2 separate regions of the Mus musculus genome follow, and region 2 is linked to region 1. The links are chromatin contacts, found by Hi-C or POLR2A ChIA-PET in ENCODE. All regions are on one chromosome and are shown on one strand. Each heading gives the region's core, a stretch centred on a gene start or an enhancer-like site at or near the end of the contact. The rest is flanking DNA. Distances are from core to core; before and after follow the strand shown. Region 1 has its middle 14 kb from the start of Gm40925. Region 2 holds the start of Edn1 (endothelin 1).

Region 1 (3,833 bases), core at 812-3,311:
TTAAAAATTCAAACATAAAGGTATTTAACATGTATGCAGCTCTCTCTCTCTCTCTCTCTCTCTCTCTCTCTCTCTCTCTCTCTCTCTCTCCCTCTCTCATTCTCTCTCTTTCCCTGTTAACTTGTATCATCACTTTGCCTAAGTCAGGGAAGCAAGATTAGACAGAAGGGACATAGGGTGTCCAGTCATGTTTCTTAAAATCTCAGTCAGGGTCTTCATTCTTTATTCAAGACAAGTTCTGGCATAAACGGGACAAAATCAACATCCTTCCTTCCTTACTCAGTCCTAGTCACCCTTCACTCATATTTTCTTTCAGTAGAATCTGTGCTCTTGGGCCATCTCAAATTCTAAATGTGAGCCAGCATCAAGGACCAAAAGATGCATTTCCTGTCATAACTCAGCTCACCTGTGTCATACTAAAGTCTTCAAGTTAGATAAAACTATTAAGGGCTTCAAGATGGCCACAGTTGTAAGTGAAACCGGATTAGGAACTCTTTTGAGTCCAGGGCTGTGTCAATGTCATACACCTGTGACACTGGCTTTGATGAGAGAGGTCACAGTACCTTAAGCATCTGGAAGCTGGAATCATGATTCTGCAAGGCACTCAGTTTCTTGGTCCTTGGAATCCTTAGAGGATGGATGTCTTAAGCATAATAATTACAAAAGTGTCATTGCTAAAAAGTTTACTATTCTACCTCTTTAGATTTTTTTTTAATGTTCAGGGAGTTGTCTTTGATGATGATGATAATGATAATGATGATTTTGTCAGCTTGCTACAAGCTAGGTCGCCCAGGAAGAAGAAACTTCAGTTTATGCCTCCATAAGACTGTCACGTAGTCTTATGTTGTCGGGGACATTTTCTGGATTAATGATTGATTGGAGGAGAGCCTAGATTGTTGTAGGTGGTGCCACCCCTGGAGAGGTGGTTCTGGGTGCTGTAAGAAAGAATTCTGAGCAAGTCATATGGGAGCAAGCCGGTAAGCGCACCCCTCCCCGGCCTCTGCCTCGGTGTCTGCTTCCAGGCTTCTGCCTTGAGCTCCTGCCCTGCATTCTCTTGATGGTGGACTCTATCCTGTCAGCTGAAACAAACCCTTTCCTCACCATATTGCTTTTGTTCAGGGTGTTTTGTCACAGCAAACCAAACTAAGACACAGGGTGTTTGGAGACTTCCGGTCTCCCTGTTCTCACTGGTAACCCGTTAAAACAGTGGTTCTCAACCTTCCTGATGCCGCAACCCTTGATCCAGTGCCTCACGGTGTGGCAACGGCAAACATAGAGTCACGTTACTTCATAACTGTAATGTTGCTACTGTTATGAATTGCAATGTGAGTAGCATCGTTTTTCATTGGTGTTAGGCCACCTCTGTGAAACAGTCATTCAACCCCCCCACCCACACACACACACTCACACACTCACACAGGGGGGATGGTAACTCACTGCTTTAAAGTGTAAAAAGAAAAGAATCACAATAGCTTTAGAACATGCTTAGCTAAGGTAAGCAACATTCTTTTGAGATGGATTTCTGCTGTTAGTTTTTTTCTTAAATGCTGCTGGCTTTGAAGATATCTCAGTAAGTTTTATACTTGAATGCACCTATGATCACACACACACACACATACTACACACACACATACACACATACTCCAAACAAACACACACACACACTACACCCTCCAAGCACACACACTACACACACACATACATACTCTATATACAATTCATACATATACTACACACAACATGCACACACACTATACACACATACACATACACACACTACACACTCCATGTATACACACACATTCCACACATACATACACAAATACACTCTACACTGTCCACATACAAACACTCACTCCACATACATACTCCATACACATATACAAACACACATATACACACAGACACACACAACCACACACATGGTGTTCTCTTATGCCCATGGAAAATCCCCATGCCGCCTCAGCTTGCCTTAGTCACCAGGGCTGCTGCTTGTGGTTCTGGCTGGCTTCCAGTGTGTGCCCTGCCCCTGACTTGGCCTGTTTTAGCTGTTGCTGTAACACCTGCTGGTTCTTGGGTCAGGAAAGTTCCTTAGGAAGAACATTCTGCCCTTTCTGAACACGACTTCCAGCATGGGCACGCACGCACGCTCGCTCGTGTGTGTGTGTGTGTGTGTGTGTGTGTGTGTGACTTCCTAGAAACCACGGTTGCTTCCAGCCAGGCGCCAGAGCAGCTCTTCCTGGGCAGGAGGTCATTTCAATAAGGGCCACTGGGGCTTAGTAAGCAGAGAAAAACTGCGCATTCCCAGACAGGATGTTGGGAAGACGCCCTGAATGAGCCTTGCTGGGCAAGAGACGCCAAGGGGACAGAGAATGTGGGCCAGTACCCGAGGAAGTTATTCACGAGCCTGCTGCTGTTTGATAAACAGCGAAGCAAAGCCTTCTTGAACAGCTAAACTAACAATGCGCGAAATTCCAGAAACTCTGCAAACAATGACTGGACATTCCTTGTCTCTTATTTGCTTATTTGTGCACTAAAACCTTTCAGAGACAACAGAAACCAGGGCTCTGACTTGGGTTTGAGATTGGGAGTGGTGTATGTAGCATGATGCGCTAGCTGTGCCCTGCTCCAACAGCCTCCCCTCCTTCAGGTATCAGCCGCATCCCAGGAACCCTCGCTGCTTCCGGTACCTTCTCACCTCAAACTAAAGTCTACCCGCAGTAGTACGAATCCTGATCAAAGTAACAGGTCAAAAGCACAGACTTCCACGGCTCACATGACTGAGAGATGTAACTCTCAGTCATGTTAGGAGGGGATCTAGACATTTCTCATGTAGCCGCCTGACTTGGATGAGATATTCAAATGTCTGAGGGCACATACTTCCTTTTAGAGACATTATTAAAATTATGAAATGTATACACACACACATAAAGCATACATAATTATGTAGGCATCTAATTACAAAATAAATAATATTATTATTGTATACATAAATATCTTTAGATTATTAGCCTACAGATACTGGCATGATGGATTTGTGTGTATATATACACATTGGTATGGGACATATATATGAATATATGTCCTACATTTGTCCATGACTGATATCAATTCTTCATGACAAGAAATAAAAACCCTCTCTTGTTCCTCTTCTCCCTGCTTCATTAAAATTACACTTGAAGCTTCTATTGCGATGCTCCCTCTTCTGTCACAAACCACCCTCCGCACCCTTCGTTCCTGTTCTGCTTTCTTCCAGTTGCATTCATAATTTTCAGTGCCCATGCAATATATCTGCTGTTATTGATTTTTTGTCCCTTCCTCCCCTTTCTCCTTTGTGAAGTAAGTTTATAACATAGGATAGCTGATAGCAAACATCAAAATGAATGGATTAAGAAACAAATCAGGCCATTAGTGAGGTATGCCTTTGGCTGTGTGTGCGCGCATGCACAGGCTCGACAGTGCTTCTAGAAATGATTGGCCCGAGGTCGCTCTGGATGTCAGTGACACTGTCCCATGGGCTGGGGTTCAGACAGAATAAAATTATATTTCCACAGAACAAACAAAGGAACTTGAACCATCTGCAACAAAACAGAGGCATGAACCTCTGTCTAAGTCAGAGCCCTCCATGCTCAGACATTTCTGAAAGTACCCATCTCCACAGTGCCGGCTGAAAGAGGCCGGCTGCAAAGAGCCCTTCGGAGGCCCCGGCGACTTCTGGAGCTCCTGTGTTTGTCTCTGTCCATCCTTTCGGGGCAGGAGTTCCCATACTCTAACCTTCTGATAAAGCTCACCACATACTGGTATGAAAAAGACTTCAGTCATGGTGGGATGGA
Region 2 (4,332 bases), core at 1,647-4,146, 640 kb before region 1:
GGTCTGGTTTGTTTTGGAACGTGGCCAGCCATTGTAGACAGACTAAATGTGTTTGTTCTCTCTGATGATTGCTCCTGATGAGTGGACTAGGGTTGGGGGCTGAGGGTAAAACAGCCTCGGTTCCCTTGGAAGGTACAAGAGAAACCCATGGGTACTGTTCTGATCTCTGCCTTGAAATACAGTTTTCTAAAGACGAAGGAGAGATGCAAGAAGTACCCGACTCTAGGCTATCCCTCTGGAATAGATGGTATTGTGCCTCTCTGAGAAGTACAGGTAGACTACTCTACATAGGACCTGGGCTATTAGGTCCCATGTCCAGAGCCTCCTGCTAAGTTAGTCTATCCCTTTCTTGTCTTTAAATGCATAGCCCCGTCCTGCTTGTCCTCAGCCAATCTGATCTGTCCCACAGGAAGCAGCCTGACTCTCCCTTACCCCCAGCCTCTCAGAAGACACTCTCCAAGATTGCTACCACTAAGCTGACCTGTCTCAGTCAGCAGGGTTTCCCTTGGGAGCCACGGTTTTTTGTCTTCAGAAACGCTAAAGACAGAAGCTTCCCAGAACAGAAACTCCAGCCTGGGCTCTCCAGGCTCCAGAAAGCCCCAGTAGTAAGAGATGGCTAGGGTTACAATGCCCTCTAGAGACTCACTCGGGAGTGTTGACCCAGATGATGTCCAGGTGGCAGAAGTAGACACACTCCTTGTCCATCAAGGAAGAACAGGAACAGCGCTTGGACCTGCGGGGTCTCCAGGGTGTGCTGGGAGGGGGGCTCTGCACTCCATTCTCAGCTCCGGTGCTGAGTTCGGCTCCCAAGACAGCTGTGAAGAGAAGAGAGGGTCAGATTGGTAGTAATATCTTTCTTCAGGCGTCCAGAGCAAGCACCTGCACCCTAGTATTCAGGTCAGATCTAGCAGCGCAAATAGAAGCAGACAAGGCATAAAACTGCCTTTAGCCAGAAACACAAACAGAAAGAAAAGAGCTTCCTTTGTTCTCCGTGCCTAACAGGACTTCACCCTTACCCTGGCTGGCTTATCCACCTGCAGGGAGATCACACACACACACACACACACACACACACAGAGAGAGAGAGAGAGAGAGAGAGAGAGAGAGAGAGAGAGAGAGAGAGAGAGAGAGGAAAGGACTCCCCAGCCTTCTGAAGCCGCTTTGAAGTAGATACTGTCTGGTGGAATTTTGAGGGAGTCCATACCTGAGACATAGAATGGCACAACTCCCATAGATTAAACTGACAGGTGGCCACCAGCAAATAATATAGACTGCCTATTCCTGGCTATGGAGACATGTTCCCTACTCAGGATAAACTCTTTAGGGGTTTCCACCCCATTCCAGCGTGTGTAGGGGCACAGACCAGTCTAGGTGGCATATGGGTGCCTTTTTATAATAGACAGAAAGCAAAAACTTTCAGAAAATGCCTGGACACCGAAAAGAAACTAACTTTACAATATTCACTTCAGGTGGGAGACAAGTTGCCACTGACGGAAGAGAAGGTACAGCTGCTCAGGGAACCCAGGGAAAGTACCCCGTGGGTTCAGAATTCAGAATCTTTGGGCAGCACAGCTTGCTGTGGGACTTGACACCTCCCTCTGGCCCAACACAGCATCGCCGCGCAGTTTATCTGCTCGATTTTGTTCATTCCAAACGATCAGACACATTCCAGGGCTTTCACCCTTTTGACATCCTTTCTCTTTGCTTAGGGTCATGAAAAGACAAAAAGAGGGCACTGACCCTCAAAAAACAGGATGGGAGGAGAAAAGAACCAGCTGTGGCCCGTACTGTCTAATTCCTTAATCAGGCAGGAATGATCCCGGCTCCCCTCCCAGGACAGGTGAATACAACTGCAATAGAGCTCACAGTGTTTGAAGATGCCAAAAACCTGCCAAATGAAACCTTAAGTCAATAGTGACAAATTTTAAAGAAAGCATGTGCTTCGCCCTGAAACCGCCTGCGGGGTTATTCAGCGCATGGTTGATCGGCAGGTGATTTCCCTGCTCACGGTGTGCCTGCATGACCCGAATAAAATTCCTTGGCTTTAAGTTGGAGTGTTTCAATATTTTACACATTAGCGCACTATCAAGACAACGTTTGAATAAGCCCCTAAATGAACCGTGCAACCCTAAACACACTTATTTCAAAATAGATTTTTGCTTCAGCTGTACTGCTACAACGTTATTTTGAAGCTATGCGATACTCGGTTGTAGTCAGTTGTATTCAAACAGGGGTTTTATTTCTTTCGCTTCACACAGAAGTTAATTAATTGTAAGGCACTTGCTGCTGGAGCTTCAGTAATTAAAAAAATAAATAAAAAGGAAAGAATGAAAGAAAAGAAAGAAAGAAAAGTGGAAAACAGAAGCGATAACTGCGCTGCGCTGAAGTAGAAAGATTCGCAAGTGGCGCCTACCTGTTTCTGGAGCTCCTTGGAAAGTCACGAACAGCAGAGAGAAGATCACGGGAAAATAATCCATTCTGCAAAGGGGTCAGAAGAGTGGGGAAAAAGGAAAAAAAGAAAACTCGGTTGCAAATGGAACTCAATGCAAAACGAAGAGGACGGTGTCTGGTCGCTCTGATCGCCTCTGGGTTTTTTTGTTTTTTGTTTTTTGTTTTTTTTTTAGATCTCAGCGCGGTCCTCAGCAAGTGGCCCTTCCACTGGGGCGAAAGCGTCGCGGGCAGCCGGGAGGCAGCGCGCAAGGACAGCGGAGCAGACCGGGTCAGGCTCTCAGCGCCGGTGCAGGAACGCTTCTGACTCGGACAGTTCTCCGCCGCCTTTTTATATTGAACCCCTATAGAGTGGGGGTAAACAGCTCTGACTTTATTCCAGCCCTAAACAATGTTATTGTGTGATTAGTCACCCACAGGCAACGTGCAGCCAGAGATAAGACCCGGCTCTAGAGGAAATCACGGCTAACTTCAGAGGCAGACGCCCGCCGTCTGACAATCCAGGGGCAGGGCTAAGAAAAAGAAAACACCCACTAGACAGAGACCGCTGCAGAACCTGCAGAGAGCAGCAGCCCGCTTCCCCTTTTGCTAGCTGCCAGCCCCAGAGTTCAAGAATCAAGAGTTTCTCCAGAAGCAAAGTCACCCCATTGGAATGAAAAGTATGAAGTACAATTAAATAGATTGTATTGTGCGCGCGCAGGGGGGTGGGGTGGAGGTGGGGCTGATCATTGTTCACTTGATTTTCCTTTTATGTCTTTCTGATCAAACAAGGGGACGATCCCCACTCTTCGCTCTTGAATCCCAGCTACTGGGGCGGGCGGGGAACCAGATTAGTTTGGAAGATCACCCTACTTTTCCACCACCACCCCTTCCACCAAGTCTTTTCTAAACTAAAGTACTTCGCATTTGAGGTGAGAAAGATTCCGTCAGGAGTTAGCAAGGAAGGAAAACTAAATAATAATGATAACAACAACAATGTGGTTTTGTCAGGTACATCCTTATCTCCCTAGTATCGCCGATCAGAAGTACACGTACACACACACACACACACACACACACACACACACACACACACACTCGCCCTCCAATATTTCTTGTGCCCAGCCTCTCCCTGGGAATTGCTGCTATCGCGAAGGATCTTGAGAAATGGCAGAGACGACCGCCAGGGGGAGATGGAGAGCTGCAGGGGCTTATGCTTTAATAAGATAAAACAACTAAAGCCTCGGCTTCTAAATGATTAGTAACAAGCTGTGGCCAGGCAGAGAAGGGGCGCCTCACATACTAAAGAGAGGTGGCTTCAGGGCATTCCATTATTCCCTTCCCCGACTTTCCAGAGTCTCCTCCACATCACTTTGCTTCTTTACTCGGGCAAACCTGCGGTCTGTGCTTGATTAGAAAGCTACAAGGGGGGTGTGGGGAGGGAAGGACTGCCGATGCTGAATATGTGCATCAGATCATACCTCACCCTTTAATAACGTGTTTACATTTTCCAAACAGTTTCCTGTCTATTTTACCATGAAAGACTCCCTCCCCCAGGTGTCCATGGGTTATTAAGGCACAAGTGACAACATGTCTTCATGAATAAAGCAAAACACACAGAAAACACGTTGGCTTTTTTCAACAAGCTCCCGGAATGCCCATAAGCTGGAAACAACACACAGGATCCACGCAGAGTGGTTTCCCTAGGATGCTACCACAAAGGTCCCTTCTTCATCCCGTCTTGTTTGACTTCAGTTTTCCCTGGGAGTAGAGGCCAAAATAGACTCAATCCAGTCCATGCAACCATTTATTTCTTCACCTCTACAATCAAAAGGCAGACTTGATAGCAATACCCACGCTGTGGACAGAGACATGCTTAGGCCTAGTGACCTCTCTGGGAATCTC

What was found. Hi-C counts contacts between places; a loop is a spot of excess contacts on that map. ChIA-PET counts read pairs that join two places held with the same protein, here RNA polymerase II (POLR2A).
Region 2: POLR2A ChIA-PET joins it to region 1 with 99 read pairs in Patski. The contact joins the promoter of Edn1 here to the enhancer-like site in region 1. A Hi-C loop is called at or near these places in 1 of 37 maps with a recorded cell type or tissue (regulatory T cell). POLR2A ChIA-PET finds 5 or more read pairs at or near these places in 1 of 5 experiments (Patski).

What each region holds. Positions count from the first base shown.
Region 1 is chr13:41,661,118-41,664,950 of GRCm38, reverse strand. No RefSeq gene overlaps it. Among named protein-coding and RNA genes, the nearest start is that of Gm40925, 14 kb to the left of the region's middle. Within about 2 kb of position 2,061, at least 3 of the 3 ENCODE cell types and tissues checked have a DNase peak (open chromatin) inside an H3K27ac peak, as active enhancers do.
Region 2 is chr13:42,300,040-42,304,371 of GRCm38, reverse strand. It overlaps Edn1 (endothelin 1), which reads right to left and starts at 2,896. Exons shown (of 5, transcript NM_010104.4): 1 at 2,414-2,896; 2 at 647-815. The coding sequence starts at 2,477.